Linked DNA regions of Homo sapiens: region 2 is linked to region 1. The links are chromatin loops, found by intact Hi-C in ENCODE. Cell type or tissue: Calu3. All regions are shown on one strand. Each heading gives the region's core, and the rest is flanking DNA. Links, peaks and the distances in the headings are about the cores only. Region 1 holds the start of LOC124903529 (a long non-coding RNA gene). Region 2 overlaps PPCDC (phosphopantothenoylcysteine decarboxylase).

Region 1 (11,306 bases), core at 2,016-10,015:
TTTACGCACAAGACAACATAGACCTCAAAAAGGGAAGTAACTCTCCAAAATCACACAGCCAGTGAGTGGCAGAGCTGGAGTCCTGACTCTCTTTTCTGTTTTCACACAGCTGGCCTCAGGCCCAGGGACCTCTTGGCCTTCATGCTTCCACTTCTCCCCTCTCTCCCAGCTGACCCCACCTTGCCTTCAGACACTTTCCACAATGTCCCTGGCTCTGAGCCCCACCCGGAGGGGATCCTTAATGTGAGCTATAGGCTTGAGCCCATGATCTCGTCACAGACTGAGCTCTCATCCTGATCACTCACTAAGCCCTGATCCTACCACAGAATGAGTCTTGGTCCTGGTCCTAGATAAAGCACTGAACCTGGTCATAGACTGAGCCCTGATGCTGGTCACAGACTGAGCCCCAGCCCCTTGCCACCAGTTCCATTAATAATGTATACAATTAAACACAAGTCGGGCCTGGCACAGAAGTCATGGATGGCTGGGTACCATCCCTCTCCAGTGTTGCAGAAATCCTGTCTCAGGGACAGAGCTTGTGAGGCTATGGCCTGGCTAGATGCTCTGGCATCGTTTCCCTCCATCCTCCACCAGAATTTATGCCACAGCTTGTGCCCATTCATTTCTGTCCCCTCCCGCTGCCCTCCCTGTGTGGGTGGGGGTTTGGGCAGCCCATGGTAATAAGCATGGAGCAGGGGTTGTCTGTGATGTCATTCTTGCTCAGAACGAAGCATTCCAGCATGGACAGCACTTGTCCTGGCTCCCCTGCTATATAGAACTCACTGTTCCCCACCCTAGACCCTTACCCTCACCCCTTGCCAGGCCAGCATTCTGCAATATGATTTCCAGGAGCTTCCAGAATGCTGGCTTGTTACAGCTGCTGCCCTGCTCTTAGTGACCAGCATCTCCTTCGAGCAGTCCTCTGTGTCAGGTGGGAAGCCGGGCCGACTTCTGACCACCCTCAGCTCTTGTCAGCCCAGGGGAGGTGGAAGGTCAAGGGAGGGGCAGGGAAGGTGATGGAGCTGGGCAACTTGGAGGAGAGAAGGCAAGGAGGCAGAACGGGACAGGCGTCAGTGTATCACTGAGTCATAAAATGTCAGGGCAGGTGGGAAGTGGAAGGACTGGCTCTCCTCTGCTCTCCCTTGCTAAACAGATGGAGAACTGAGGCCCAAGATCCTACAGTGACTTAGGAGAAAAATGGGGCCTCACATGTGGATTACTGGTACCAAAGAACAGCAGATCCCATAGCTCCAGAGGCCAGAGGAGGACCTTAAGGGAAGGAAGACCTTCCTAATTATCTAAGTTGCCCAGCCCAGGGACCTCTGGTTGGAGGGGCACGGGGCTGTGAGTTCCCCATCGCCATGGGACTGTAGCCAGCACAGTCACAGTATGGCGGTGCAGCCCAACCCTGCCGGGGGTGGAGATTGGTTGCTTTCTTGGCCACGTTTCCTTTTGTGGGTTTGGAACCCAGATGTGCTCCCTGCACGGGATCTTGGGGTCCCAGAAGGGCCTGTTCTCCCTTCTCCCCCTACTAGATCCAGCACAGTTCCTCTGGGCAGCTCTGCTGCTGCTGCTGGCTGGCCACAAGGCACTCAGGATGTAGGAGGCATCTAGACCCACAGTCAGAGTATGTATTTGGGAAGGGAAATTGGGAGACGGTCCAGCCGAGCGGGGGCTGCTTATTGGAGCAGACTGGGTCTGAGAAAATCATGGTAGACAGGTGGGGACCTCGCCCTTCTCCAAGCCAAGGGGGTGGGCTGTGGTTTTCAGGCGCTTGGGCCCCTGCCTTGCTGCCACGCCCCAATCCTGAACTCTGCGGCCCACACCCCCCACAAAACCAAAGCCAGCTTTCTGGGCCCCGGTGGCTGTGTCTCCCTGGGCCTATTCTCTCCCCACCCGGGTGGTTTACATGCCTCTGTGCCATGAGGCTGGCCACTCTTTGAAAGCCGAGGGTTGCAGGGTGGGTTCCTCAGGAAGTGGATTTGGGCTCGGAGTTACTGTGAGGGATGTCTGTTAGGGAGAGCTCTTGCAGACAGCACCTGGAGAAGGGAAGGCAAAGAGGCCAAACTGGGCAGAGGGAGAAGAAGTCCAGCTGCAAGACAGGCCCAACCCTGGCCTCAGCTGCCTCACTGGGAGCTCCGAATGACCTGTCACCGCCCCACACAGGGCTTAAATAGCCGGGCCTGAATTAGTACCCAGCTGGATTAGTCCTTGGATATGAGGCTGCCCAGAGAAAGGCATGGGAGGCCGAGGCAGAGGAGGCAAATCTCTGCAGCTGGGGGCAATCCCTGGAGAGCTGAGCACTCACGACCCTCCCGCCGCCAGGGCCAGTCCTTCCTGAGGTACATCTGGACATCGTGTCTCTGGGTCTACTGTCCTGGGTTTTAGTGGGCTTTTGAGAGACGCTTGTAGAATAAATGAATGCATAAATGAAATAAGCCCCTCACACATGTTGGCCTCACTCTCCTCATCAATTGAATAGGGATAATACTTTCCACACTCATGCTGTGAGGGCTAAGCTCGTTGTAAACACCAAGTGCCATGGGCCTATGAGGCCTCCCCATCTCTCCTTCAGCTGAGGCCCCGAGGTTGGGGCTAGGACACGGAGGGGTGGGGTGGGCTTGGCAGTTCGTGGTTGCTGCTTCAGGGGAAACCACAGCTGCCTCTTGCTGGGGCAGTCAGTGAGGCCCAGGGGAGGGGAAGATCACATGCAAGGCGGGCTGTGGGCACTGAGTCACCACCCAGAGGGAAACCACGGCCTCAAGAACCCAACGCCAAAGGACAGGTGGCAGGTGAGGTGGGCGAAGAGCTAGCAGTCAGGAGCAGGTATCCAGACAGCCTCTTCACCTCAAGGTCCAGCCCTGTCCCATCCTGCGGGGCAGCATCTACTGTATGCTACAGGAGGGGCTGGCTCAGTCACAGATCTCTGAGCAACAGGACAGAGCAAGAGCTGAGTGACCCTGGGCAAAGAGCCATCCCTCTCTAGTTCTCCCCTACCCCTGGGAAAATAGGGACAATTCTTGGGTTTGAGAAAATTCATGCATGATGTCATCATCTGAAGATTTTGCTCATACGATGCTTTTACCTCATCATTACAGTCTAGAGTGCTGCTGTTTGTCGCGTTGCATTCATCTACTGATTGCTCTAATAGCTGTGAAATGTCTTCCTCTGTCAGTTTCCTTCTCTTTCCTCTTTGTAGGAAAATGAACAATTCTGAATTCTTAACTGTGTGCAATGAAAGCTAAAAAAAAATACAAAGATGATATCTCTGGACTTTTTACACTTTCTTGAAAGACGGTCCTAATGCTTTGGACAAGGCAATAAGAAAACTGAAAATTGGTGAAATAGCAATGACTCATGTCACTATTGAGTCATTCAGGCAATTCCATCATTCTTCTGTTTTCTTACTATTTTAGTCTTTTTTTCAAAGCATGGGTTGGGAATAATTGATGAGTAATGATGAAATAGTTCCTGAGGGAATACAATAGCAAAATGTTTTATGATATAGGAAAAATAAGATCATGAAGATCTCATAATATATTTTAGATTTACAAATGATCCAGTAGATCCATATGATAATTACAAGATAAAATAAGCTTCTTCTTTTTTTTTTTTTTTTTTTTTTTGAGGCAGGGTCTCCTCTGTCATCCAGGCTGGAGTGCAGCGGCTCACTGCAACTTCTGCATCCTGGGCTTAGTAATCCTCCCACCTCAGCCTCCCAAGTAGCTGGGAGTACAGGGGTGTGCCACTGAGCCCAAATAATTTTTGTATTTTTTCATAGAGGCAGGGTTTCACCCTGTTGCCCAGGCTGGTCTCGAACTCCTGAGTTTAAGCAATCTGCCCTCCTTGGCCTCTGGAAATGCAGAAATTACAGGCATGAGCCACTACACCCAGCCCTTCATTCTTTTTTATTAAAAAAAAAAAAAAGAAAGTGGACAGGTGCAGTCGCTCACGCCTGTAATCCCAGCACTTTGAGAGGCCAAGGCAGGAGGATTACCTGAGGTCAGGAGTTTGAGACCAGTCTGCCAACATGGTGAAACACTGTCTCTACTAACAACAACAAAAAAAAAATTAGCTGGGCATGGTGTCAGGCACCTGTAATCCCAGTTACTTGGGAGGCTGAGATAGAAGCATCACTTGAATCCGGGAGGTGAAGGTTGCAGTGAGCTGAGATTGTGCCATTGCACTCCAGCCTGGGCAACAAGAGCGAAACCCCATCTCAAAAAAATAAATGAATAAATAAATAAATAAAAGTTCTCTTTGGTTTTGGGAGACCTCCGTGAAAAAATAAAAGTAATAAAATAATCCTCATAAATCGTTTGAACTGCTCAAAAAAGAAACTTCAACCAGGCATGATGGCTCATGCCTGTAATCCCAGCACTTTGGGAGGTCGAGGGAGGCAGATCACTGAGCTCAAGAGTTCAAGACCAGCCTGAGCAACATGGCAAAACCCCCTCTCTACTAAAAATAAGAATACCAAAAAATACAAAAATTAGCCAGGCGTTGTGGCACGCACCTGTTGTCCCAGCTACTCGGGAGGCTGAGGCAGGAGGATGGCTTGAACCTGTGAGGCAGAGGTTGCAGTGAGCTGAGATTGTGCCACTGCACTCTAGCCTGGGAGACAGAGTGAGACCCTGTCAAAAAAAAGAAAGAAAGAAAGAAAGAAAGAACGAAGGAAAGGAAAGAAGAAAGAAAGGTTGGTTAAAAATTAAAATTAAAATTGGGTCTAATGGAGTCTGAAGGTATATTGAGAGTTAAAATGAAATTCCCCGAGGAGGACTTAGCTGAAGGTCCACCTCTCCCTGTGCCCAAATAGGGAGGAAAAAGTAGAGACTGTGATATGAAATGAGACCCCACCAAATGACAAATTATAAGCAAAAAATGCAAATAAATGCAAGTGAAGACGATATTGAGGACCCTGGTACTCCTGGTAAACATGGAATATGGGCTCCTTTGGGTGATTGGTATTCTAAGACAGCTGCCCCATCCTCCTTCCGGGGTCTCCCCTACAGCCCCTGTGGCTGGGAGACCCACGCCTGAAGGCTGTTCTTGCTTCCTTACTCCCTTCCCCAGCACTGACAGAATTCTCCTATTGCCCACTGGTGCCCCGAAGCTTGGCACACCAGCCATTCTGCTCTTGCTGCTGCAGGCAAGGGGCCCTCTGGCCACCCACGAGCCCTCTGGCCACCCACGACGTCCCTGTGAATCATCCTAGAGCAAGGTCAGTGACAGGCCCGGCACTGCTGGGCACCGGGAGCCCCAAGGGCTGTTTCCCACATAGGTTTTTGTGTTTTGTTTTTTTTGAGACAGAGTCTCGCTCTGTTGCCCAGGCTGGAATGCTGTGGCGTAATCTCAGCTCACTGCAACCTCTGTCTCCCGGGTTCAAGCAATTCTCAAGCCTCAGCCTCCCGAGTAGCTGGGACCACACGTGTGCGCCATCATGCTTGGCTAATTTTTGTATTTTTAGTAGAGACGGGGTTTCACCATGTTGGCCAGGCTGGTCTCCAACTCCTGACCTCAAGTGATCCACCAGCCTCGGCCTCCCAAAGTATTGGGATTACAGGCATGAGCCACCATGCCCAGCCTCCCACATGGGTTTATCATCAATTTACAATAGCCTCACAAGTGTTGGGGAAAACTGAGGCTCAGAGAAGGACGGTGACTTGCCTGGGGTTCCCGAGCAAATCATTAACAGAGCAAGGTTCATAACCAGACCTTTTGCTACCTGTTCAGAGCCTTGTCTTCCATGTATAGGCCCAAGGAAGCTCATGCCTTCCAAGGGTGCAGGGGGCACAGGCTACTTGAGCTCATGGGCCGCCTTGGGGGCTTGAGTCCAGAAGGTTTTCTTTCATGAGAAGAGACTGGATTGTGCTTGTTCATGGGAGGTAGGAGAACCCATTTGTTAAGAGCTCAGGCTCATGAGTTTACAGTATGTGGGTATTTATCCTGGCTGTACAACTTATTCCTGTGTGGCCCTCAGAAGGGAACCTAACCTCTCTGTGCCTTGGTTTCTTTACCTGTTGGGGTGGTGGGAGGTTGAGTCCTTTTGGTTGCCAGATCAGCAGGTCCCTTGGATTCCCTTGAGTCTGGGGGATTATTATCAGTAAGGGAGACAGGCCCTCACAGGACTCCAAGAGTAGGACCTGGACCTTGTCCAGGCATGGACCCTGGGGCTGGAGAGTGGTACTGCGTGTGGGCACTAGGGATTCAAGACAACAGGGTGTGGTGAGTGGTCCTATGGCACTTCCTGAGCTCTCTCAGCATCCGCTCCCTTCCCTCACAAACACCCCACAACCACCCTGCATTTGTTCAGCTTTTTCTTGTCCTCCCAGCTTCCGCAAACTCATTTTTTCCATTTCCTCATCTCTCAGCTTCCTGGGCATGACCTCAGAGTCCAGACAGCTTTGTGGCTGCTCTGAAACACACCCTTTCAACTTAGCCTCAACCACTCAAACCCCTGAGGGAGAAACCTGATTCCAGCCAAGGCAGACTCATTGATCTCAGATTTACCCTACCATGGTAAACAACCATAAATACTGGGCAAAATAGAATATCCAACAACAGTTTGTAGGCACTGGACAGCAGCCAATGCAGGGTTATGGTCGTTGGAGAAGGAATGCACATGAGGTGAGCCTCACTTTTTTTTTTTTTGAGACAGGGTCTCACTCTGTCCCCCAGGCTGGAGTGCAGTAGCATGATCTTGGCTCACTGCAACCTCTGCCTCCTGGATATAAGTGATTCTCCTGACTCAGCCTCCCAAGTAGCTGGGACTACAGGCGTGTGCCACCACGCCCAGCTAATTTTTGTATTTTTAGTAGAGATGGGGTTTTGCCATGTTGGCCAGGCTGGTCTCAAACTCCTGACCTCAGGTGATCCACCTGCCTCGGCCTCCCAAAGTGCTGGGATTACAGGCATGAGCCACCTCGCCTGGACAAGCCTCACATTTAAATTGCTTTCTCCATGAAGCCATTTCCCAAACTCAGGTGCAAGGAAGTGGACCAAGCAGGAAGTCACAGTCTCAATGGGCCAAGAAAATAAGTATCTGGCCGGGTGTGGTGCTCATGCCTGTAATCCCAGCACTTTGGGAGGCCAAGGTGGGTGGAACACAAGGTCGGAGTTTGAGACCAGCCTGCCCAACATGGTGAAACCCCATCTCTACTAAAAATGCAAAAATTGGCCGGGCGATGTGGCTCACGCCTATAATCCCAGCACTTTGGGGGGCCGAGGCGGGCGGATCATGAGGTCAGGAGTTCGAGACCAGCCTGGCCAATATGGTGAAACCCCGTCTCTACTAAAAATACAAAAATTAGCTGGGCGTGGTGGCATGCACCTGTACTCCCAGCTACTTAGGAGGCTGAGGCAGAAGAATCGCTTGAACCCAGGAGGCGAGCTTGCAGTGAGCCAAGATCGTGCCACTGCACTCCAGCCTGGGCAACACAGTGAGACTCTGTCTCAAAAAAAAAAAAAAAAAAAAAAAAAGCAAAAATTAGCCAGGCGTGGTGGCGGGTGCCTGTAATCCCAGCTACTCAGGAGGCTGAGGCAGGAGAATCACTTGAAACCAGAAGGAGGAGGTTGCAGTGAGCTGAGATTGTGCCACTGCACTCCAGCCTGGGCGACACAGCGAGACTCCGTCAAAGAAAAGGAAAGGAAAAGAAAGGGAAGGGGAAGGGAAAAGGGAACACCCAGATATTTTTTGTATTTTTTGTAGAGATAGGGTTTTGCCATGTTGCCCAGGCTGGTCTCAAACTCCCGAGCTTAAGTGATCCACCTGCCTCAGCCTCCCAAAATGCTGAGATTACAGGCATGAGTCACTGCACCCAGCCAAAAAACTGACATTTTGGACTGCAAAATATATTTGAAATTAAGAACTCACTGGATAGGTTTAGCAAAAGACTATATACAGCAGAAGGCAAGACTCGTGAACTTAAAGACCAGTCAATAGAAATTATTCAAATTGAAGCACAAAGCAAAAAGAATAATAGAAGGAAAAACAGAACTGAGTATAAGAGATGCACGGGATGTGCTCAAAAGGTCTAACATACGTGTTTGGAATTCCTTAAGGAGAGAAGAGAGGGAATAGGAGAGAAGCAGTATTTGAAGAAATAATGGGCTGGGCATGGTAGCTCACGACTGTATTCCAAGCACTTTGGGAGGCTGAAGTGGGAGGATCACTTGAGCCCAGGAGTTCAAGACCAGCCTAGCCAACATGGCAAAACCCTGTCTCTACAAAAAATACAAAAATTAGCCAGGCATAGTGGTGTACAACTGTAGTTCCAGCTACTTTAGTGGGAGGATCAGGATCACATCAGCCAGGGAGGGTGAGGCTGCAGTGAGCCATGACTGCACCACTGCACTCCAGCAGCCTGGGCAACAGAATGAGACCTTGTCTCAAAAAAAAAAAAAAAAAGAAAGAAAGAAAAGAAAAGAAAAGACAAAGAAGGCTGGGCGTGGTGGTTCATCCCTGTAATTCCAACATTTTGGGAGGCCAAGGAGGGCGGATCACCTGAGGTCAGGAGTTCGAGACCACCCTGACCAAAATGGTGAAACTCTGTCTGTACTAAAAATACAAAAATTAGCCAGGCATGGTGGCTCGTGCCTGTAATCCCAGCTACTTGGGAGGCTGAGGCAGGAGAATCACTTGAACCCAGGAGGCAGAGGTTGCAGTGAGCCAAGATTGTGCCACTGCACTTCAGCCTGGGTGACAGAGTGAGACTCTGTCTCAACAAAAAAAAAAAAAAAAAAAAAGAAAAAGAAATAATGGCTGAGAATTCCACAAATATGATGAAAGGCATCAAGCCATAGATTCAAGAATATCAATGAGCTCCAAGCAGAGTAAGCATAAAGTAAACTACACTTAGCCTCATCACAGTTAAATTACTGAAAATCAAAGACAAAGTAGAAAGTCTTAAAAGAAACCACATTTTAAAAGAGAGAGAGAGACAGAGATACCAGCAATACAACTGATGGCAGACTATGGAAGCCAGACAATAATGAAATGACATCTTTAAAATGCTAAAAAGAGTTGGGGACAGTGGTTCACACCTGTGATCCCAACACTTTGGGAGGCCGAGGCAGGCAGATCACTTGAGGTTAGGAGTTCAAGACCAGCCTGGCCAACATGGCAAAACCCCATCTCTACTAAAACTACAAAAATTAGCTGGGCATACTGGTGCATGCCTGTAATCTCAGCTACTCAGGAGGCCGAGGCATAAGAATCGCTTGAATCCAGGAGGCGAGGCTGCAGTGAGCCGAGATTGTGCCACTGCACTCAAACCTGGGCAACAGAGCCAGACTCTCTTCCAAAAATAAAATAAAATAAAATGCTAAAAAAAAAACCTGCCAAGCTACAATTATATGCCCACTTCAAAAAATAAAGTAAAAGAAACATGTTGTCAGACAGACAAAAGCGGAAAGAATGTGCTTTGTTACTAGTGCACATCTGCACTATAAGAAATACTTGAGGAGGTTTGCACGGTGGCTCATGGGTCCTGTCTCAGCACTTTGGGAGGATTGTTTGACGCCAGAAATTCAAGACCATATGAGCAACATGGTAAGACCACATCTCTACAAAAAATAAAAAATTGGCCAGGAGTGGTGGTGCACACTTATAGTCCCAGCTACCCTGCAGTTCGAGGCTACAGTGAGCTGTGATTGTGCCACTGCACTCCAACCTGGGTGACAGAGCAAGACCCAGTCTCAAAAAAAAAAAAAAAAAGAAAAGAAAAGAAAAGAAAAGAAAAACTAGAGAAGGTTTATTTTTGTTTTTGTCTTTTATTTTTTGAGACCAGGTCTCGCTCTCGCTCTGTCACCCAGGCTAGAGTGCAGTAGCGCTGTCACAGCTCACTGCATCCCTGGCCTCTCGGGCTCAGGCTATCCCCCTGCCTCAACCTCCTGAGTAGCTGAGACCACAGCCGTGCACCGCCATATCCAACTAATTTTTTTTAAGTATTTGTAGAGATGAGGTCTCCCTATGTTGCCCAGGCTGAGGGAATTTTTCAGGCTGATGGAAAATGAGCCCTGATGGTACTGCAAGAAGGAATGAAGAGCACAAGGAAAGAGTAAAAATGTGTCCAATGAGAATCAAATATTGGCTATTTAAAACAACATCTCATAAGATTTTTCACATAAAAGCAAGTATATGAGACCCAGTGTGGTGGCTCACACCTGTAATCTCAGCACTTTGGGATGCCCATGTGGAAGGATTACTCGATGCCAGGATTTTCAGACCAGCCTGGACAACATAACAAGACCCTATCTCTATAAAAAATTTTAAAAAAAATTAGCCAGGCACAGCAATGCATGCCTGTGGTCTCAGCTACTGTTCTCAGCTACTGGAGAGGCTAAGGCAGGAGGATCGTTTGAGCCCAGGAGGTTGAGGTTCCAGTGAGCCAAGATCATGCCACTGCCCTCCAGCTTAGGCAACACAGGAAGACCCTGTCTCAAAAAAAATCAAAAAAGTAAATATATGACAACAATAAAACCAAAGAGGGTGGGTACTAAATGGGAGTTAACTGTTATAAGGTTATTGCATCATTTAAGTATAAATTGTAAATGTTCTAACTTAATGTAGATTGAAATAAATCAAGGATGCATTTTATAATCTCTAAGATGACCACTAAAATAGTAGTAAAAGAAAATGCAATTAAAAAGCTAACAGTAGGCCAGGCACAGTGGCTCGTGCTTGTAATCCCAGCACTTTGAGAGGCTGAGGCAGGCAGATCAAGAGGTGAGGAGATTGAGACCATCCTGCCCAACATGGTGAAACCCTGTCTCTACTAAAAATACAAAAATTAGGCCAGGTGCAGTGGCTCGCGCCTGTAATCCCAGCACTTTGGGAGGCTGAGGCGGGTGGATCACGAGGTCAGGAGTTCAAGACCAGCCTGGCCAAAATGGTGAAACCCCGTCTCTACTAAATATCAAAAATTAGCTGGGCATGGTGGCACATGCCTGTAATCTCAGCTACTCGGGAGGCTGAGGCAGAAAAATTGCTTGAACTGGGACCCAGGAGGCAGAGGTAGCAGTGAGCAAGATTGTGCCACTGCATTCCAGCCTGGGCTACAGAGCGAGACTCTGTCAAAAAAAAAAAAAAAAAAAATTAGCTGGGTGTGGTGGTGGGCGCCTGTAATCCCAGCTACTCCAGAGGCTGAGGCAGGAGAATGGCTTGAACCTGTTGAACCCGGGAGGCGGAGCTTGCAGTTAGCCAAGATCGCACCACTGCACTCCAGCCTGGCAACAGAGCAAGACTCCATCAAAAAAAAAAAAAAAAAAAGCTAACAGCAGAACAAAATGAAATTATTTAAAAAAAT
Region 2 (11,306 bases), core at 1,233-9,232, 51 kb after region 1:
ATTTTTTAATTAAAAAAATTTTATGTCTGGTCAGGACCTAGTTAAAGTTAAAAAACTTTCTTTTTTTTAATTTTAAAGAGAGGGCCGGGTGCAGTGGCTCACACCTGTAATCCCAGCACTTTGGGAGGCCGAGGCGGGTGGATCACGAGGTCAGGAGATCGAGACCATCCTGGCTAACACGGTGAAACCCCGTCTCTACTAAAAATACAACAAAAATTAGCCAGGCGTGGCGGCCGGTGTCTGTAGTCCAGCTACTTCGGGAGGCTGAGGCAGGAGAATGGCATGAACCCAGAAGGCGGAGCTAGCAGTGAGCCAAGATAGCGCCACTGCACTCCAGCCTGGGCGACAGAGCGAGACTCCATCTCAAAAAAAAAAGAAAATTTAAAGAGAGAAAGAAAGGATCTTCAGCATCCATGTGTTCATGTTCAACTCATGTTGGCTGCTTCCAAGTCCATCGCTATGGCTGGTAACATTGTTTTGCCTACACAGATGGAAGGCACCTTTTAATTCACCTTTGAACACTCCTTCCTCTTCCAGGAATCCAGAGGCCTGAAAGGGAGTCTGCTGGGCCTCCAGTCCCTAAGGACCTGCTGTCTAGGCTAGCAGGCAAAGCATCACCATGTAATCTCAGCAGATAAAGCCACCATGAAATGAGCCCATTGCAGCAAGGGAACGACACATGCTCCCAGATTCCACCTGGATTAGCTGCATGTCCTCCAAAAGCCCTGAAGCTCACATATCTGCCTCTTGTCCTCACACCCACCCACTCCCCACATTCCTTTGCTATGAGACAACTGGTAGTTCTTCTGGCCTGATCATTCCCATTGCCTTGCCGCAAGGGGTACCAAACCTGGCTTAAATATTGTAGAATATTTGGTTCCACCAGGAAGCTCTCAGTGTAAACAACTTGTCAGTTATTGGGGTTGATTTCTTTGCTCAGAGGCAGTTGCGTGACACTTAGGATTTTCATCCTGCCCTAGAAACCACAATACATGAAGGAAGGAAGCCATGAGCAGAAAAAGGTAATGAAGGAGCTGTCCAGTTGGGACTGAAAGGGCAGGCATCTGGGGATGCTGATGTATGGTGGAAGGGGTGTTTCAACTGACCCCAAGGAGGTAAATGCAAATAAGGGTAGAAGTCCTGTGCAGGAGCCTGTTTGCAGGTAGCTGTAGGGCAGAAAGAGAAAACCCTAGCACACTGCACTGGCTGTGCGGCCCTCAGTTTCTTGTCTATGAAACAGCTACATATGCTAATTGACTCCATCGTGAAGCTGTTATGTGAGGAGGGTGAAATGAGATTAAAGAAACACTTGGCAATATGGAGAACATGTAACACGTACCCATAACCCAAGTCTTATCTAGGGCTCCACACAGTTCAGTCCTGCTCAGCTGCACTCAGAGAATCACACATTGCAAAGGGCTTTAAAAAGAACCTCAATCACAATTGCTGCAGTGAGCTGAGATTGCGCCACTGCACTCCAGCCTGGCGACAGAGCAAGATTCCATCTCAAAAAAAAAAAAAAAAAACCTTGGCCAGGCGCGGTGGCTCACGCCTGTAATCCCAGCACTTTGAGAGGCTGAGGTGGGCAGATCACAAGGTCAGGAAATCGAGACCATCCTGGTTAACACGGTGAAATGCCATCTCTACTAAAAATACAAAAAATTAGCTGGGCGTGGTGGTGGGTGCCTGTAGTCCCAGCTACTTAGGAGGCTGAGACAGGAGAATGGTGTGAACCCGGGAGGCGGAGCTTGCAGTGAGCCGAGATCGCGCCCCTGCACTCCAGCCTGGGCGACAGAGCGAGACTCTGGCTCAAAAAAAAAAAAACAAAAAGATTCCTTCACTCCTCCATTTGTTCCCATCTTCCCAGTTCTGTATCTCAATCTGTTTTTCTTTTTTTTTTTTTGTTTGAGACGGAGTCTTGCTCTTGTCATCCAGGTTGGAGTGCAATGGCACGATCTCGGTTCACTGTAACCTCTGCCTCCCAGGTTCAAGTGATTCTCCTGCCTCAGCCTCCCGAGTAGCTGGGATTACAGGCGCCTGCCACCACCCAGCTAATTTTCGTATTTTTTAAGTAGAGACAGGGTTTTGCCATGTTGGCCAGGCTGGTCTCAAACTCCTGACCTTGTGATCCACCCGCCTTGGTCTCCCAAAGTGCTGGGATTACAGGCGTGAGCCACCACCAATCTGTTTTTCTAATCCCACACCACAAAGTGCCCAGGAACCACAGAACAGATTGTTTTTGTTTTGTTTTGTTTTTTGAGATGGAGTCTCATTCTACTGCCCAGGCCGGAGTGCAGTGGTACGATCTCAGCTCACTGCAACCTCTTCCTCCCCGGTTCAAGCAATTCTCCTGCCTCAGCCTCCTGAGTAGCTGGGATTACAGGCATGCACCACCACACCTGGCTAATTTTGTATTTTTAGTAGAGACAGGGTTTCACCATGTTGGCCAGGCTGGTCTTGAACTCCTGACCTTAAGTGATCTGCCCACCTTGGCCTCCCAAAGTGCTGGGATTACAGGCATGAGCCACTGCGCCTGGCCACAAAGACAGATTGAACAATACTGTGAGGTCAGGAGAGAGAAAAAAACTATACTATAATAAGCAAAGCAAAATTATTTTTCATGGGTGGGGCTGAAGATTGCTATAAATCTTGCACCAACACACACATACAGTGTCATTTAGTCTCCCTCCCTCCACTGGCCACAAGGACAGTGGGTTGTTTTTTGTTTGTTTGTTTGTTGGATATTGTGTTTTGTTTTGTTTTTAGTACACACCACCTTTGGAAAAGACCGTGGTTTTTACAGTTTTTAATGGTGTTGATTTTTCTTCACATTGTTACTTTTGTCACCCCTTTTCCAGAATCAGGGGTGTGGTCAAGGCCTTCAGCACAACCTAGATTCCCCTTCTCAGCATCCTGGCTTCCTCCTAGACTCCAGCTTCTCAATCCAGACCCAATCTGTCCTGCACATACCGCCCCGCTGATCTTGACCGCACGCCACACTCACCATGTGCCTCCCCTACTGAACAGCTCCCAACCTCCCCAGCACGTGGAGCCGGAGTTCCTCCCTGGGTGTCCTACATCAAGCACATGGCAGCATGTCTTCACCCTTTGTATCCTTGGTCCTCCTGTAAGCCCCAGCCCAAGTTCTGTTCCGTCCAGGGGACCCATCCTGACTGCTCAATTCTGAAGTAGAGTCCATGCCACACAGTCTCACTTTCATTGTTTGCTGTTATTTGATCACTGTGAATCTTTCTCCCATAAGAACATAAGTTCCTTGAGATCAGGGATCTCAAAGGTTTATTAAAAGCACACAAGGATACTCAAAATTCATTTTCCTCTGTTAGCTTGTGACAAGAAAAGCAGACCCATTTCTACTCCAAAGGCCTTGATGAATATCTTCAGGCCAGGCACCGTGGCTCATGCCTGTAATTACAGCACTTTGGGAGGCCAAGGCAGGAGCATCACTTGAGTCCAGGAGTTCATGACCAACCTGGGCAACATGGTAAAACCCCATCTCTGCAAAAAATAAAAAATTAGCCAGGCATGGTGTCATGTGCCTGTAGTCTCAGCTACTGGGGAGGCTAAGGTGGGAGGATCAACTGAGCCCTGGAGTTCAAGGCTACAGTGAGCTGTGATTGTGCTGCTGCACTGCAGTCAGCCCAGGTAACGGAGTGAAACCCAGTCTCAAAAACAAAAAGAAAATTTCCAGATGCCTCTGCCAAGTCTGTGTGTTTGTTTGCAGTAACTCCCTGCCATCATTTTTAAGAACTTCCAGATAAAGAACAGAAAGAGGCCAGGCTCACACCTGTAATCCCAGCACTTTGGGAGGCTGAGGCAGGTGGATCACTTAAGGCCAGGAGTTCAAGACTAGCCTGGCCAACATGGTGAAACCCCGTATCTACCAAAAATACAAAAATTAGCCGGGCCATGGTGGCGGGTGCCTGTAGTCCCAGTTACTCGGGAGTCTAAGATGGGAGGATCACTTGAGCCCCAGAAAGTCAAGTCTGCAGTGAGCTGTGATTGTGCCACTACACTCCAGCCTGGATGACAGAGTGAGGCCCTGTCTTAAAAAACAAACAAAAAGAGCAGAAAAATCTTTTTATATTTTTATTTATTATTATTAAATTTTTTAGAGACAGAGTCTCACTCCTCACCCAGGCCGGAGTGCACTGGCATGACCATAGCTCACTGCAGCCTTGGACTCCTGGGCTCAAGCAATCCTCCCACCTCAGCCTCCTAAGTAGCTGGGAATACAGGCGTGTGCCACCATGTCCAGTTAGTTGTGTTTCTTTTGGTAGAGATGGAGTCTCACTGTGTTGCCTAGGCCTGTCTCAAACTTCTGGTCTTAAACTAATCCCTCTGCCTTGGCCTCCCAAAGTGTTGGGATTACAGGTGTGAGCCACTGTGCCTGACCACAAGGAACTCTTTTTAAAATGTATTTATTGATTTTGTGGTAGATAGTATATTCATCTGGCCCAACAATTAAAAATGAAGTCACCTCCTATCTTTTTTTTTTTTTTTTTTGAGACGGAGTCCTGGCCTGCCTCCTATCTTTGTTTCTCAACCACTCAGTTAGTTCCCCTGCCAAGAGAAAAACAATAGACAATGTTTTTCTCTGTTTATCTTTTTAAAGGCATTTGATGCACACACAAGCCAATAAGAATATATCCTCCTTTTCTTTCCCCACCCCCATTTTTTCTGCACAAGCATGCATGTGACATTCTTCTGCACCTTGCTTTTTCTGTTTAACAATGTACCTCAGAAGTCTTCCCAAATCAGCTTCCTCAACACTTTGTTTTATGGTTGTGTAGAGTTCCAGTGTATGAAGGAACACACTAATTTATTTATCCAATCTCCTGGCTGTTAGATAGTGAGGGTGTTTCCAGTCTTTTAGCACCATATGCGAGGCTGCAATAAATCTCCTGTTCAGACATAATGTCATACAACTGAGTGTATCTGTGGGACAAATCCCTAGAAGCAGAATTGCTAGGTCAAAGGGTAAGGTGCATATGTAATTTTTTTTTTTTTTTTTTGAGACAGAGTCTTTCTCTGTCACCTAGGTTGAAGTGCAGTGGTGCAATCTTGGCTCACTGCAACCTCCACCTCCCAGGTTGAAGCGATTCTCCTGCCTCAGCCTCCTGAGTAGCTGGGATTACAGGCATGCACCATCACACCTGACTTTGTATTTTTAGTAGAGACGGGGTTTCGCCATGTTGCCAGGCTGGTCTCAAACTCCTGAGCTCAGCCAATCTGCCCGCCTTGGCCTCCCAAAATGCTGGGATTACAGGCGTGAGCCACTGTGCCTGGCCTGGTCTTTCAGTACCATATACAAGCCTGCAATAAATCTGTTTAGACATAATGTCATAGAAGTGAGTGTATCTGTGGGACAAATCCCTAGAAGTAGAATTGCTGGGTCAAAGGGTAAGGTGCATACGTAGTTTTGATAGATACTCCGAGATTGTTCTCCAGTGAAGTTGCCATCAATTTACGCTCCTACCAGCAATGCATGAGGGCACCAATTCCCCACACCCCCACCAGTCTAACAGGCAAAAGTTTTAGGTCTAGCTTGATTTGCACCACTCTCCTCATGAATGTGGCTGAGTAGCTGTTTAAGGGCCCTTTGTGTGACTGGGTTTTTGGTTTTGTTTTTTTTTTTGTTTTTAATGTGAATTCTTCGTATCTTCTGCTCACTTTTTAATACATGTTCTTGGTCTTTTTTTCCTTTTTCTTTTTCTTTCTTTTTTTTTTTTTTTTTTTTTATTGAGATGGAATCTTGCTCAGTCACCCAGGCTGGAGTTCAGTGGCATGATCTCAGCTTACTGCAACCCCCGCCTCGCAGGTTCAAGCAATTCTCCTGCCTGAGCCACCCAAGTAGCTGGGACTACAGGCATGCACCACCATGTCTGGCTAATTTTTTGTATTTTAGTAGAGACAGGGTTTCACCAGGTAGGCCAGGTGGGTCTCAACTCCTTGAGCTCAGGCAATCTACCCACCTCGGCCTCCCAAAGGGCTAGGATTACAGGTGTGAGCTATTGTGCCCGGCCCTTGGTCTTTTTATCATCAATGCATAGGAGTTCTTCATATATTAGGAGAATCAGCCCTTTGTTTATGAGCTGCAGATAATTTCCCCAGCATGTTGTCCTTTGACCTTGACTTTGGGTTGTTGCTCAGTGAACCTATTTTTCTATAGTCAAATTTATCAATCTTTGCTTTTGTGGTTGCTAAATTTTGTCTCTTGCACAGAAAGGAGCAGGAACCAATAGCCCCAACACACACACCACTTTTTTGATCAGTACAAGCTTGGAGTGACTTACTGGGTTCTGTAAGGAACAGGACAACTCCTGCTCTCCAAGAGAACCCAATGTTAGGAGGACACAAAGTAAACTAACAATTACAATTCTGTTGTAATAAATAGTGGTGGCCGGGCACGGTGGCTCACTCCTGTAATTCCAGCACTTTGGGAGGCCGAGGCAGGAAGATCATGAGGTCAGGAGTTCGAGACCAGCCTGGCCAACATGGTGAAACCCCGTCTCTATTAAAAATACAAAAAAAAAAAAAAAAAAAATCAGGCCAGGTGCGATGGCTCACGCCTGTAATCCCAGCACTTTGGGAGGCTGAGGCAGGTGAATCACGAGGTCAGGAGATTGAGACCATCCTGGCTAACACAGTGAAACTCCGTCTCTATTAAAAATACAAAAAAAAAATTAGCCGGGCGTGGTGGCGGGCGCCTGTAGTCCCAGCTACTCAGGAGGCTGAGGCAGGAGAATGGCGTGAACCAGGGAGGCGGAGCTTGCAGTGAGCCAAGATCATGCCACTGCACTCCAGCCTGGGCGACAGAGCAAGACACCGTCTAAAAATTTTAAAAAAGAAAAAGAAAAAAAAAGCTGGGCATGGTGGTGCACACCTGTAATCCCAGCCTCTCAGGAGGCTGAAGCAGGAGAATTGCTTGAACCTGGGAGGCAGAGTTTACAGTGAGCTGAGACCGCACCACTGCACTCCAGTCTGGGCGAAAGAATGAGACTCCATCTCAAAAAATAAAAATAAAAATAAAAAATAATAGTGGGAAGCACCATGGCAACCTGGGCAAGGAGGTTGCAGTTGGCCAGGGAAGGCTTTCCAAAGGAGGTAGCACCCAGGTACATCCACAGGCATGTGTGGGAGTCAGTCTTATCCCAGTAAAAGCAGCAGCATGTGCACAGGCAAGAGGCCTCACAAGTTCAAGGTTGTCCAGTCTGGCAAGAGAATACGGAGCCCTTCAGGGTTGGCATGTGGTAAAGGGCAGTGCTAGAAGGGTAGGCAGGAGCCAGATCACAAAGGGCCAGGTGTGTACTGCCCAGGAGTCTGGGCCTGACCTGAGGCAGTGGGGAGGCAGCAGCGGCACCTGACCAGCGGGGTGCAGGAAGGGCTGGAGGCGGCCCAGGGTGGAAGCTGGGCCTTGGTTTGGTGGCTTCTGCCTCCCACCCAGCAGCATCCACAGCAGCCTTGAAGGGCTCATGGCTGCCACAAAAGAGTGCACATTTCAGACCCAAATGTTCTATTCTCTGAAACTTCCAGAATTCTATAAAAAATCATCAGGGAGGCTAGAATCTTCTCTGAGAAACATTTCTCCCCAAGATGAAGGTAACTTCAAGTGCTTGGACCCCTCGTGGGGAAAGCAGTGATTGTCACTCCCCACTCAGCACCTCCTTGGCAGATGGGGCCAGCTAAATGCAGCACCTGCTCCTCTTAGCTCCAGTCTGGTGCAGGGAACAGCTGGGCTCTTTAGGCCCAGCCCAGACCCATTCATCCAGACCCCCCGCTTCAAAATGGGCGGCAGGGATGCAGGACTGCTGTGGGTAGGAGATGGAGAGACGAACCCCCAGGGACAGGGGCCTCCAGCTGGCCTGAGTCCACAGGGATATATGTTCCCTTCTAGCCAACAAGGCGCAGTCCTGCTGAGCAGCCACAGCTGTTTTCAGAGCTCTGGGACAGTGGCCTGTGAACTTCCCTGCTCCCATGGCCTTTTCACACAGGCACTTTGTGGTTGATCTCCCTGGGTGACTGCCTTCCCTAAAATCCCTGGCATAGATCCTCGCCCACGATGAACACTCAGAAAATGCTATCAGTTTCTGTTAAAATTGGGAAGCGGCTGGGCGCGGTGGCTCACGCCTGTAATCCCAGCACTTTGGGAGGCCATGGCCAGCAGATCACTTGAGGTCAGGAGTTCAACATTAGTCTGGCCAACATGGCAAAACCCATCTCTACAAATAATACAAAAATAAGCTGGGCGTGGTGGCGGGCACCCGTAATCCCAGCTACTCAGGAGACTGACGAGGGAGAATGGCTTGAGCTGTGATCGCGCCACTGCACTCCAGCCTTGGGGACAGAGCAAGACTCCGTCTCAAAAAATAAATAAAAATAAAATTGGGAAGCCTCACCATTTACTAGTGGGTTGCTGAGGGAGAGGAAGGGCAATGTGGACAAGAAGGAATTTGGAAACCCTGTAAATGGACTTTTGGGACCGTCTCCGGGTTTCAGTTACCCAGGTTCTCCCCATGCCCCATCCCCAAACCAGCCAAAGAAGTTGGTTCTTGATGCTACCATTTTAGTTATAGTTTATTTCATACCCTAAGGCAATTTTATCCCAAAGGGTCACCTGGTGAAGTCAAGTGCTGTTGAGATAAAGGCTGTGGAGGCTGCTGGAGCACTGATTCCAGCCAGTAGGCTTCCTGGTCCCCTCAAGGCACCTCTACTCTCAGTGCTCTCAGAGCCCACATGGGATGTCCCTCACACCTGGCCTGGAAGCCAGAGGGCAGGAAGCCAGCCTCAGCCTCAGCTCCAAATACGCAGACAAGCCCTCCCCGCTGCAGCCACACCAAATGGCAATTAAGTCAAAAGCTGGGTAGCAGAGGGTTTCTGGGCCAGAGTGCATGGTGTCTCTGGATCTACTTCCCTTGGTCATGTGTACTGGGGGGTAGGGAGGCACAGACACCCAGGCCCCTGCCTCAGGTCCAGCAAAGCTGAAAGGATGAGAACAGAGGAAACCAAGAAGCAGGCAAGAGGCCTGGGACCCAGGGCAGGGTCAACCCTCCTGGCTGCTTACCTGTCACTTGCATAAAGGGATGTGTCAACTTAGCATCCAGGATTTCCTTTTTCCCAAAATGAGACAGGGCATTGCAGTAAATGCTAGGAAAGCTCTCTGGCATATATGCATGCCTAGTTTTAACTTCCATTGATTTGACATTTACTACGTTCCAGGCACTCAGTGGCATGGGTATTCTGCACACAAAATTTCACTGAATCCTCTCAACAACTCCCTGAGGGTAGGATAACAAGATAGCTGAGGTAAGTGAAGGTCAGGAAGGCTAAGTCCTGAACCAAACTGCCACTGCTAGTAAGCGGCAGAGCTGGGATTGGAACTAGGGGCTGTCTGGCTTCAGATCTTTATCCTTAACCACCATGTTATACGGGGACTAAAGAGTGCCGGTGAGTTGTGAACCCAGACCCTTCCCCAGCCACACCTGGCAACACCCCCTGATCTCTGGGACCACAGCTGGGTTGTAGGGAAAGAATGGAGTCTCCTAAATGGTGATTTTTCTTTATTTCCCCGCACCTTCAATCTCATGGCATGGTCTGCAGGAAACCTCAGAGTCCTGCCAACTCGCAGGCTTCGCTGATCGCATGGCACCTGGGCACCCCGCCAAAGAGCTGAAACTCCCAAGGCTCAGCCAGGACTCTCCAGCTGTGGTGTTTCTAAAAGCCGTTCTGGGTGAGATGTAGAGCCGAGTTTTCCCAGTCGCTCAGTCCTCCTCCCGTGAGGACAACACTGCTTGCTCTCCTGGCTTGCCTCACCCATCCAGGAAAAGGTGGGGAGGGGCTCTAGGCAGCGGCCTCTCCTGGTTGAAAGAAACTGAGACCTGGGCCTTCCGTCCAGTTTAACCTGGAGCAGGCCTGGCCCCTGGGCAGGCTCAGAGCAGGTCCCCCATTCAGCAAATGAGGGTATCCTCCTATTTTGCCAACATCCATCTTCACCGACTTGGCCTGAACCCATTCTGAGTACAGAGGGACACCCATGACAGAAATCCCAGGTCAACTCTGCTGGAAGCCACTGTGCTGGAAGAGGACTTCTTTCACTTTGTCCACGATGGTCCCCACTTCAGCCATGGCCCCGAGACCTGGGAGCAAAATTCCGCTGTGGCCAGACAGGCCAACAGTGCCTGTAGCCCTGCAGACCCCTGCCCATTGCTCCAAGTGCTCCACCCAGAGCCCAAGGCCTGAGAGGGCAAGGTCTGTCTTTGCCTGAGCCAGACACATCAGATCTCTCCCAAGACCCCTGGCAAGACCCTGGGACTCGTTCCAGTAGCCATCCTTAACTGCGTGTGGGCTGCGTGCCAGGGACTCTACCAGGTACTTTACACATTCCACCCCATTTTACCCTACCAATCTGGAGGCAGGAATTACGATTCCCATTTTCCAGCTGAGAAAGCTAAGCTCAGAGAATGGTTTGCTAAGGTCATTAACAGGCCAGGAACTGAACTGAGATATGACCCCAAAGCTGAGCCCCTTCTACAGCCCTGGGCTATAAGCCTGGCAAGACACCCACCTTCATCTCCGCACACCAGCTTCTTGGCCACACAGGGGATCTCGACATAGCCAAAGGCCTTGAGCTGGTCTACCTGCTGCGCTGTGATCGGGTGCTCCCACATGGCGGTGTTCATGGCCGGGCAGAAGAGCAGGGGCTTGCTGCGGTCCCAGGCCCGCATGACGCAGGTCTGTGAAGAAGGCCAGGGAAGTGGGGGTCTTGCTACTCTGTCTGCCACCCTCCCCACCGCCCTCCAGACCCTGCAGCCAGCAGCCCAGCTGTAGGCTTGAGATGACTGGGCACAGCCTGCCTGCAGGGAGCTGTCTCATCCCTCAGGGGTGGGGGCTATGTCTCCTCGCCTCTCTCCACCTCCCCACAGGCTCTGGCACAGGATCCTACAAACAGGAGGTGCTCAACCAACGCTCAGACCTCCAGCAGGTATCCCTGTGCCTAAGCCTCCTCCAGGTAGGCTCACACCTCCTGGGAAAAGCAACCCTGGGGAGCAGAAGGCAGGCTTTTTTGGTTGCACCAGAAAGCAAAGGACCAGGCTGCTCCTCAGGTGGGGCTCATCTACTTGACATCAGCTCTCCGAGGCCAACTAAAGTCTGGCAATGAAAACATCTGCCGTTACCAAAACCTTCTCATATATAGGATCTCATTAACCCTCACTGAGACCTTATAAAGAAGGTGCTGTCCCATTTCACAGATAGGGAGCTGCTCCCTGAGAGGTAAGCAGTCATCCACG

The links. Peaks named below come from ENCODE experiments on the same cell type or tissue, not always from the same donor. Only the 100,000 strongest peaks of a DNase experiment are listed, where the experiment ranks them.
Region 2: it touches region 1 in a loop (5-fold over the local background); 29 of 110 quality-filtered maps call a loop at or near these places.

What each region holds. Positions count from the first base shown.
Region 1 is chr15:75,100,088-75,111,393 of GRCh38, reverse strand. LOC124903529 (a long non-coding RNA gene) reads right to left here and starts at 4,546. Exons shown (of 2, transcript XR_007064720.1): 1 at 4,517-4,546; 2 at 1-3,241. RefSeq lists an enhancer at 355-424. In Calu3, for the core only: no CTCF peak of the experiment used is centred there; DNase peaks (open chromatin) are centred at 2,723, 5,243 and 6,383.
Region 2 is chr15:75,047,998-75,059,303 of GRCh38, reverse strand. It overlaps PPCDC (phosphopantothenoylcysteine decarboxylase), which reads right to left. Exons shown (of 6, transcript NM_021823.5): 5 at 10,583-10,751; 6 at 8,578-10,154. The coding sequence ends at 10,069. Among named protein-coding and RNA genes, the nearest start is that of PPCDC, 30 kb to the right of the region's middle. RefSeq lists enhancers at 6,805-7,304, 7,305-7,806. In Calu3, for the core only: no CTCF peak of the experiment used is centred there; no DNase peak of the experiment used is centred there.